Linked DNA regions of Homo sapiens: region 1 is linked to region 2. Evidence: chromatin contacts called from ENCODE Hi-C or POLR2A ChIA-PET data. All regions are on one chromosome and are shown on one strand. Each heading gives the region's core, a stretch centred on a gene start or an enhancer-like site at or near the end of the contact. The rest is flanking DNA. Distances are from core to core; before and after follow the strand shown. Region 1 overlaps CLHC1 (clathrin heavy chain linker domain containing 1). Region 2 has its middle 14 kb from the start of EML6.

The links. A loop is a pair of places that touch in the nucleus more often than their neighbours do. ChIA-PET counts read pairs that join two places held with the same protein, here RNA polymerase II (POLR2A). Pooled maps may share reads with other maps.
Region 1: a loop to region 2 is called in a pooled map, with 5 times the contacts of the local background. The contact joins two enhancer-like sites. A Hi-C loop is called at or near these places in 2 of 168 maps with a recorded cell type or tissue (CD4-positive, alpha-beta memory T cell and naive thymus-derived CD4-positive, alpha-beta T cell), 3 of 37 single-sample maps with no recorded cell type and 11 of 50 pooled maps. POLR2A ChIA-PET finds 5 or more read pairs at or near these places in 1 of 52 experiments (A673).

What each region holds. Positions count from the first base shown.
Region 1 is chr2:55,174,147-55,177,802 of GRCh38, reverse strand. CLHC1 (clathrin heavy chain linker domain containing 1) reads left to right here. Exons shown (of 13, transcript NM_152385.4): 12 at 22-201; 13 at 1,817-3,656. The coding sequence ends at 2,013. Among named protein-coding and RNA genes, the nearest start is that of CLHC1, 56 kb to the left of the region's middle. Within about 2 kb of position 2,067, at least 2 of the 41 ENCODE cell types and tissues checked have a DNase peak (open chromatin) inside an H3K27ac peak, as active enhancers do.
Region 2 is chr2:54,708,129-54,712,169 of GRCh38, reverse strand. No RefSeq gene overlaps it. Among named protein-coding and RNA genes, the nearest start is that of EML6, 14 kb to the left of the region's middle. Within about 2 kb of position 2,774, at least 11 of the 41 ENCODE cell types and tissues checked have a DNase peak (open chromatin) inside an H3K27ac peak, as active enhancers do.

The DNA.
Region 1 (3,656 bases), core at 818-3,317, 470 kb before region 2:
CTTTTTCATTTTTGCCTTCAGATGACCTGTTGCAGCTATTAATGTCATGTCCCCAAGTTGAATTAATTCAGTGTCTCACTAAAGAGTTGAATGAGAAACAACCATCTTTATCTTTTGGTCTTGCTATACTTCATCTGTTCTCTGCAGACATGAAAAAAGTTGGCATTAAGCTACTTCAAGAAATCAATAAAGGTGGGATAGGTAAGTAGAATAAAATGTTGTGGGAGAAATAGTAGTGGGTTATCTAGGGAGAGGTTCAAGATGGTTATGCATGAGTTAACTCAAATTTCCCTAAGAGTTCCTTCTTAGCAAGAGTTAACTTTAGGAGTTTATAAATGTAAAGATTGCCATGTAAATAATAATCTATTGGTAATAGGATATATTTCTTGAGAGAATTAGAATGAAGGGAGTATCTTTATGAAGCTTGAGGGGAATATTACAATAATTATGATCACTAACACTAAAAACTTTGTATATATTGACATATGTGTATATTTAGCTTTTATATGTATTTTAAATGTTATGTAGATATAAACTATATGTTTTAATTCCTAAACCAAATGTATGTGTATTTACATATGTTATTCACTCTGAACCTAACTCTGCTGTGAATTAGAGAATAACTAATTAGGCTGGGTGCAGTGGCTCACCCCTGTAATCCCAGCACTTTGGGGGGCTGAGGCGGGTGGATCGCTTGAGCTCAGGAGTTCAAGACCAGCCAGGGCAACATGGCAAAACCGTGTCTCTATGAAAAAGATACCAAAATTAGCCACATGTGGCATGCACCTGTAGTCCCAGCTACTTGAGAGGATGAGGTGGAAGGATCGCCTGAGCCCAGGGAGCTCAAGGCTACAGTGAGCCGTGACTGTGCCACTGCACTCCAGCCTGGGTGAGACACTGCCTCAAAAAAAATGAGAGAGAGAATAATTAAAACTCACTTTTATTTTCTTTTCATTAATTTAATATAGGAAGTTGAACAGACAACTTCATTTTAAATTACTTGAAAACATATTTTGGAAGATAACTTTATATTTTGAAATTATCATTACAGATATCAACTAAAATATTTTCATATAAAAATAATAATTATGGTAGAAATAAAATTATAGTGATGACAGTATTCTAAAAAGTGATCCTCTTTTATGAAGTACCATAAGTAATGCAGGTAATAGATAAGAAATGAGTTCCATAAATTGATAGATCACTAAGATATTTTTAAAAGTAAATAATATTAAATTTCTTTAACAAACAAAATGATTTTATTTCCTTAAGAAAAATATTTGTTATAGAAGCCCCATCATTAAGAGTTCTCCAGCTAGAGACAGGATAAAGAGTTTGTCAAAGAGTTTCTTCAGTCCTTGGGTTAGCTCCACTAAGGCATTTATATAAGTGTTTGAAATCATGAAAACTTGACCTATAGGTTTACAGTTATTTCATAGTTTCTAGTGGTGCCTTATAGACTCTGTGAATAAGGATGAGCCCACATTCATCACTTTCTGAGCTCCTGCCTTATAGCCTTCAACATCTGCTGCCTTAACAAGAAGGAGATGAGTGGAGATGTGAAATGTGAGAAGTGGTAGAGGGTTGAATTGAGACATGAAGAGGTTAATGATAAGGGAGGAGGAGAAGGAACTAACACGAGTACTTACCATGAGCTTGACTGAGCACTGCATGTTATATCATTAATCTTAGGGGAATCAGGTAGAGTTTAACAGTAACTGAGTTGAAATTATGTCCTTTTCTATTTTTGAAGAATCACTAAAGTATAGATTATCAAATAAGTGCCATACTATAATATTGTATTTTTTCCCCACAGATGCAGTAGAAAGTCTTATGATAAATGATTCCTTTTGCTCCATAGAAAAGTGGCAAGAAGTGGCAAATATATGTTCACAGAATGGCTTTGACAAATTATCTAATGACATCACGTCTATTCTTCGATCTCAGGCTGCAGTTACAGAAATTTCTGAAGAGGATGACGCAGTCAACCTAATGGAACATGTGTTTTGGTAGTTCTATATCTTAACCAGCTGAGGGAGCTTGTACAACACCTTATGTATGCTGGTTGGGAAAAACTGATTTTAACGTAACTAACTTATAAATAAATCTAGAGTAAGAAGATCTCAGAAATAAATCACACTTTTGTTATGATGACATTTAGATTTGTCTTTGAAATATTTATACTATTGCTTCCTTTTCCCCATATGGTCATTTCTTATATTGAATCTTGATAAAATCCAAGATTATAACTTTGTGTGAAACAGTGTAGGGCATTTTTATCTAAGGACATAAGCTAATGTCCAGATATATTACTTTCTGGTGATGTAATATGATAGCAAGAACTGAGGAAGGTGTGGGTAGTATCCTGTGTGTTAGACTGTCTTCCCAAACATGAAATGCTACAAGCCTGACTTGACCAGAAAAGCAGGAAATCATTTCAAGGTTGGACTTGCTGGCAAAAACCTAGAGTATAGTAATTTTGTACTGCTGATTTAAAGATGCGCCCCATGCTTTGATATATATAAATATGGCAAAGCTTAGGCTTCTAGTATAAAAGCTGGGACTCTTGGCATGTTATTACTTAGAGAGAAGACCAGTCGAATTTTGCATAGAAGTAGACCTGTGATACCTATAGGTATGGAAAATATGTCATAAGAAGTGGTTTTGGATTATTTCAAGTGTCTGAATAAGTATTTGATTGAAAACTCTGAAAGTTCTGTGCCATGGACAGGTGTAATATTAAAAATATTTAATGATTAGTATGGCATGGGCACAAATCAAGCAGAACAGATACCTAATTAATCAGAACAGCCTTTAGCCCTTATGCCACACCAGAGCTTACTAGCTAAATGTCATCCTTGACCATGGAACATGGTTAAAATGAGCTGCTGGCTGGGCAAGGTAGCTCATGTCTGTAATCCCAGCACTTTGGGAGGTCGAGGCAGGAGGATCGCTTGAGCCCAGGAGTTTGAGACCAGCTAGGTAACACAGTGAGATCCCGTCTCTGTTATTAAAAAAAGAAAAAAAAATTTCAAGTAAAAAATGAAAATGATCTGCTATTAGAATAAGAGCAAAGAGCATAACTTTTCCCATCCTAAATTTAAATTGAATATGTATTTTTATGTTATAGTGGAAAGAAGATGAACGGGGAGTCAGACAGCTTCATATTAAAATTCTGGTCCTACCTCTTACTCACTTATAAAATATGGGCAGTCTTCCTTAGGCTTGTTGTGAGGATTAGTGATAATGTATGTGTAGTGTAAGTGTATAACATGATAGAGGAACTTAGGAAAAGATAGCTGTAATTCCTTTGTAATCGGCCCCAGAAACACACATTTCTCTACTTAGTTTGTACTTACTAAATCCCATATGTCTACTCATTTGTATTTATATGTTTATCCTTCTTTAAAGTATTTGATATATTGGTACAACTTATTGCTGAGATTAAGTTATCTGTCCACACTTGTATTAGGGTTGCCTGGCTTATCTTATAAATTCAGAAGCATTCAAGCTGAGTTTTTAATTTTTCCATTTGGTGCTAAATAGAATACTGGATAATTATAATTCAGCTTTCTAAAACGTAGCATTTTTAAAGTAATACATGTGCATAGTTTAAAAAGCAATTTATTACTAAAAGCCTTATCAAAATAATATTT
Region 2 (4,041 bases), core at 1,525-4,024:
AATTCACCCACAACCTGGAGATGAGAAACACATTCCTGACCATGACTCAAAATCCAGAAGCAACATGGGCAAAAATTGATACCTTCTATTACCAAAAAATCAAGAATATTTTGCATGGCAAAGAATATCCTAAGCAAGTGAAAAGAAAAACAAAAAACTGGGAAAAAATATTTGTGATTAATATCACAGAGAAAGGAAATATATTAGAGATTCTGTTGATTAAAAAATAAAACCAGTAACTCTATCAAAAAATATGAACAGGTAGTTCACATAAGAAGAAATTAATGTGGTCCTTAATCATATGAAAAAAATTCTCAAAATCAGATAAAAGTAAATTGAAACTACATTGATTTTAAAATGTGGAAAATTGTACATTTCTGAAGATATGCTTAAGGACAAAATGAACAAAAGGAAGGCATGCCTAAAGATTGACTGTAAAGTTAAAAAGAAAAACTTTTTGTAGTCATCATATTGGAGTATATTAAATGATACCCCAGGGATACAATCAGCAAAATTGATATTTGGGGAATTCTAAAAGACAATCTGTTTTTTAATCAAATAAATTATAAGAATTAAAAATGAGGGATGGCAGGGGAAACTCTTATTAAAACATATTTAAAGGACATACCAACTTATCTTCTGGAGCATATTTGGATCCAGGGTTGAACAAGCTGTTAAAAAAAAAAAGAACTATGAGATAATCATGAAACTGTTAATACTCAATGTTTGATGATTTTAAGGTATTATTAAATTTTAGAAGTTATAATGGTATTGTGGTTATGCTTTCAAACAAGAGTTCTTATCTTTTAGAGATTCATGCTGAATTATTCACCATGAAAAGATTTGAAGTGTGAATTTGCTTAATTTGTTTAGAAATAATCTGGAGAGGGTAGGGAGAAGTGGATGGGATTCTACATAAAGCCAAATAGGCCCTGAGCTGATAATTACTAAAGCTGGATAATGAGCACATGTAAGTTTGCTCTACTATTCTATTTTTTATATGTTCTACATGCTCCATAGATCTCTTTTTTCCAGTTTTTAAAATTAATATTTTTCAACTGTTCCAAATATTGTTAGAGCCAGGATTCTGGACAGGGTGTGTCTTCACTGACTATTTCAGCCAAAATACTAAGGTCATAATCAGGTGAGCAGCATCTGCTACAGAATCTTCTCTTGGGCCTATTTCCATCTGAAGGTGTTTACTCATTATCCTTGCAGAGTGCTTTCATTATAGTTTCATTATTATAAATTATACTTTCATTATTAAATTATAGTTTCATTAAAATGAATCAAGTAAGATTTTGGTTTATCATTTTCTCCAATGAGAATAGGGAGAAAGTGTAGGGTGATGGTTAAGGATTTGGGCTCTGGAGTCAGACATCTCCATTCAAGTCCAATTCTACCATCTGGATATGTGACCCTGGGCAAGTTATTTATCTCTTAACATCTCAGTTTACTTATCTTTAAAATAGGCATGGATAATAAAACACATTTCATAAATATGTTGTGAGAATTCGATGAACTGGAGAATGTATGTAAAGTGATTATAATACATACCACATAGCGTTATGGGATCCTTGGAGTGTCACTTGGCCATCCAGAAACCTCTGTGGCCAGTGGTACCTTTGCTGGGTTTTGCTCTGGCCCTCTGGGCTCATTCCGCCCACTCTGCCTGGAAGGTTACCCTTGGCTCGCACTACTGGCCTGGATCCCACACCTGCCAAGGGCAAGTCAGGCGTGGAGCAGCAAGAGGTGTGGGCGAGCTTGGGGTCCGGCCACTGTGCGCAGCCAGGCACTCCAGCTGCAGCAGGGTGGGCAGCTCCAGGTGCTGGCTCCAGAGCTGGCTCCCCGCAAGGCTGCTGCTAGACCAGGCGTACCATAAGCAACTTCCACAGCTGACATCAGGGAACATGGTGATACCCAGAAGCTTGGAGACGCCAGAAACTGCAGAGCCCTAAAGAGGGTGTCACAGACCTGGCTCGGGGAGCTCCTAGGTCTGGGATCCCTGACGGGCTGCAGCTCTTCTTTTCTTCTCTCTTCTCTCCTTCTTGTTGCCCGCAACGTGGCAAGCAAAAGGCGTGTTTCAGCCCTGTTTGTGTTACAGCTCTTTTAGCCCCACCATTTGACGGGTCCCGATTTCTTGTCCTGGGTGTCCAGGAAGAATGAGGTACACGGACAAGTGGAGGATGAACAAGACAAAGAGGAGCTTTACTGAACAACAGAACAGCTCAGAGGAGACCCGCAGTAGGTAGCTCCTCTAGGTAGCCAGGGTTTTCCCAATGAGTGTTCAGCTCTCAGCAGAGAAGGGTAGGTCTTCTCTTTAGGTAGGTCGTCCCATCGTCTCTTCAGGTCTGGCTGAGTCCGTGGCTTTTTATGGGCCTCAGAGGGGAGGAAGTGTGTGCCAGTCAGTCCATTAGCAGCCATGGACGGCCCGAAAAAAGCACCACAAGTTCCCACTCTGATCACGGGACCAGCAGCCCGGCCGCCAGACTTCAGACCTTCCCCGGATGGAAGGTGGGGCTTCACCAGGGACCTGCCTGTTTCCCAGGAGCCTGTCTGATCCTGCCGCCTTTATGGTGCCCAGGCGGTTCCGGCCCAGGGGCACCAGCAGGCCAGTGCAAAGCTGCCCTCAGCCCCTGCCGCGGCCTCCCTCACGGGCTTATCGGTGCCCAAAGCCCAGAGGAGGCTGAGGCGGCAGGGGACTGGTGTGTCAGCGCTGCCCTGAGTGTGCGCACACCCAGCTGGGCTGCAACAGCACCTGGGCTTGGCCCCAACCTTGCTCCGAGATCAGAGTGAGCAGCAGGAGCTGGGAGAAGCCAGGCAGCAGGAGCAGACACCTCCAAGGCTGCGGGGGTAAAGGGGGGCCTTCCTGGCCCCCAAGAGTGCGGAGATGCCTGGATCCGCAGCCGCGGCTAGGCGGCTGTAGCTGCACCTGGGAGGGCAGGGCTCCTGCCTGCTCCCGGCCCCCAAGAGCACAGGGAGGCCTGGGTCCACAGCCACGACTTGGGCGGCTACAGCTGTCCCTGGGAAGGCGGGGCTCCTGCCGACTCCATGGAACACAGCATTGCCACGGGCCCAGCTCCTCCTCCAGGCTCCTCTCTGCCTGTCCCTCCATGCCCCACCGTACTGCTCCCCTGCCAGTGGGTGAATCGGCCTGGCCCCACCATGGGGGCTCCCAGGACGGCAGGCTCCGAGGGGTCTCCCAGGGGTGGGCTCCAGGGTCTGCTAGCCTCCTCTCCGCATTTTGCCTGCAGCAGCGGTAGGCAAGGTGCAGGCGGCGCAGCAGCCCCTGCAAACTCTGCACAAACAAACCCGACGCTCTCAGGCGGCCCCATGAGTCCTGGTTGTGCCTTCAGCTGGGGGCTCGGGGGCTGCCAAGACGTGGCGGGAGCAAGGTTGAGGCCCCAGTGGAGGTCCCAAACCTGGGAGTGGGTCCTGCCCCGCTGTGTGAAGGTGAGGGTGGTGCAGTTGGCTGCCTCAGGAACGCGGGGCACAGGGGACGTGGGGCACACCCACCACCGCCACTGCTGCTCCTGCAGCGGCTCCTGCCACCACCGCCTGCGCCTCCCCACTGCAGCCAGCGTGGTGGCAGCGGCTGCTCCGGAAGGCCCACCACTGTCATCAATAGCACTCCAAATATTTATTATTAATTATAGTTGCACAACATCAATATTTAAAATATCCTCTCAAAGAAGACTCCCAAAAAATGTAAAAGGAGGATTTAATTATGCATGAGTCTGTGTGATTGCCTGAGTTACTGTTACTGTGTTTTTAGTTTGCCTGGCCATGAAAGTTTTCTGATAAAATTCTAGAATGTATTAGAACTAATTCTGCATTAAACTAAGATTTCTTCACAACCTTAAAAGCATCAACATTGTTTAAATGCAAAGACTTTAATGAGCTAAATAATATGTTACAAGTTCATTAAATTGCTACCATTATGCAGCATAGATGAATAAATTTCCAAAATTGCACGCAGAAGGGACAGTATTATGTCATCAATGAATGGTAATATAAAGGCCTCAATATCACATAGTTGGG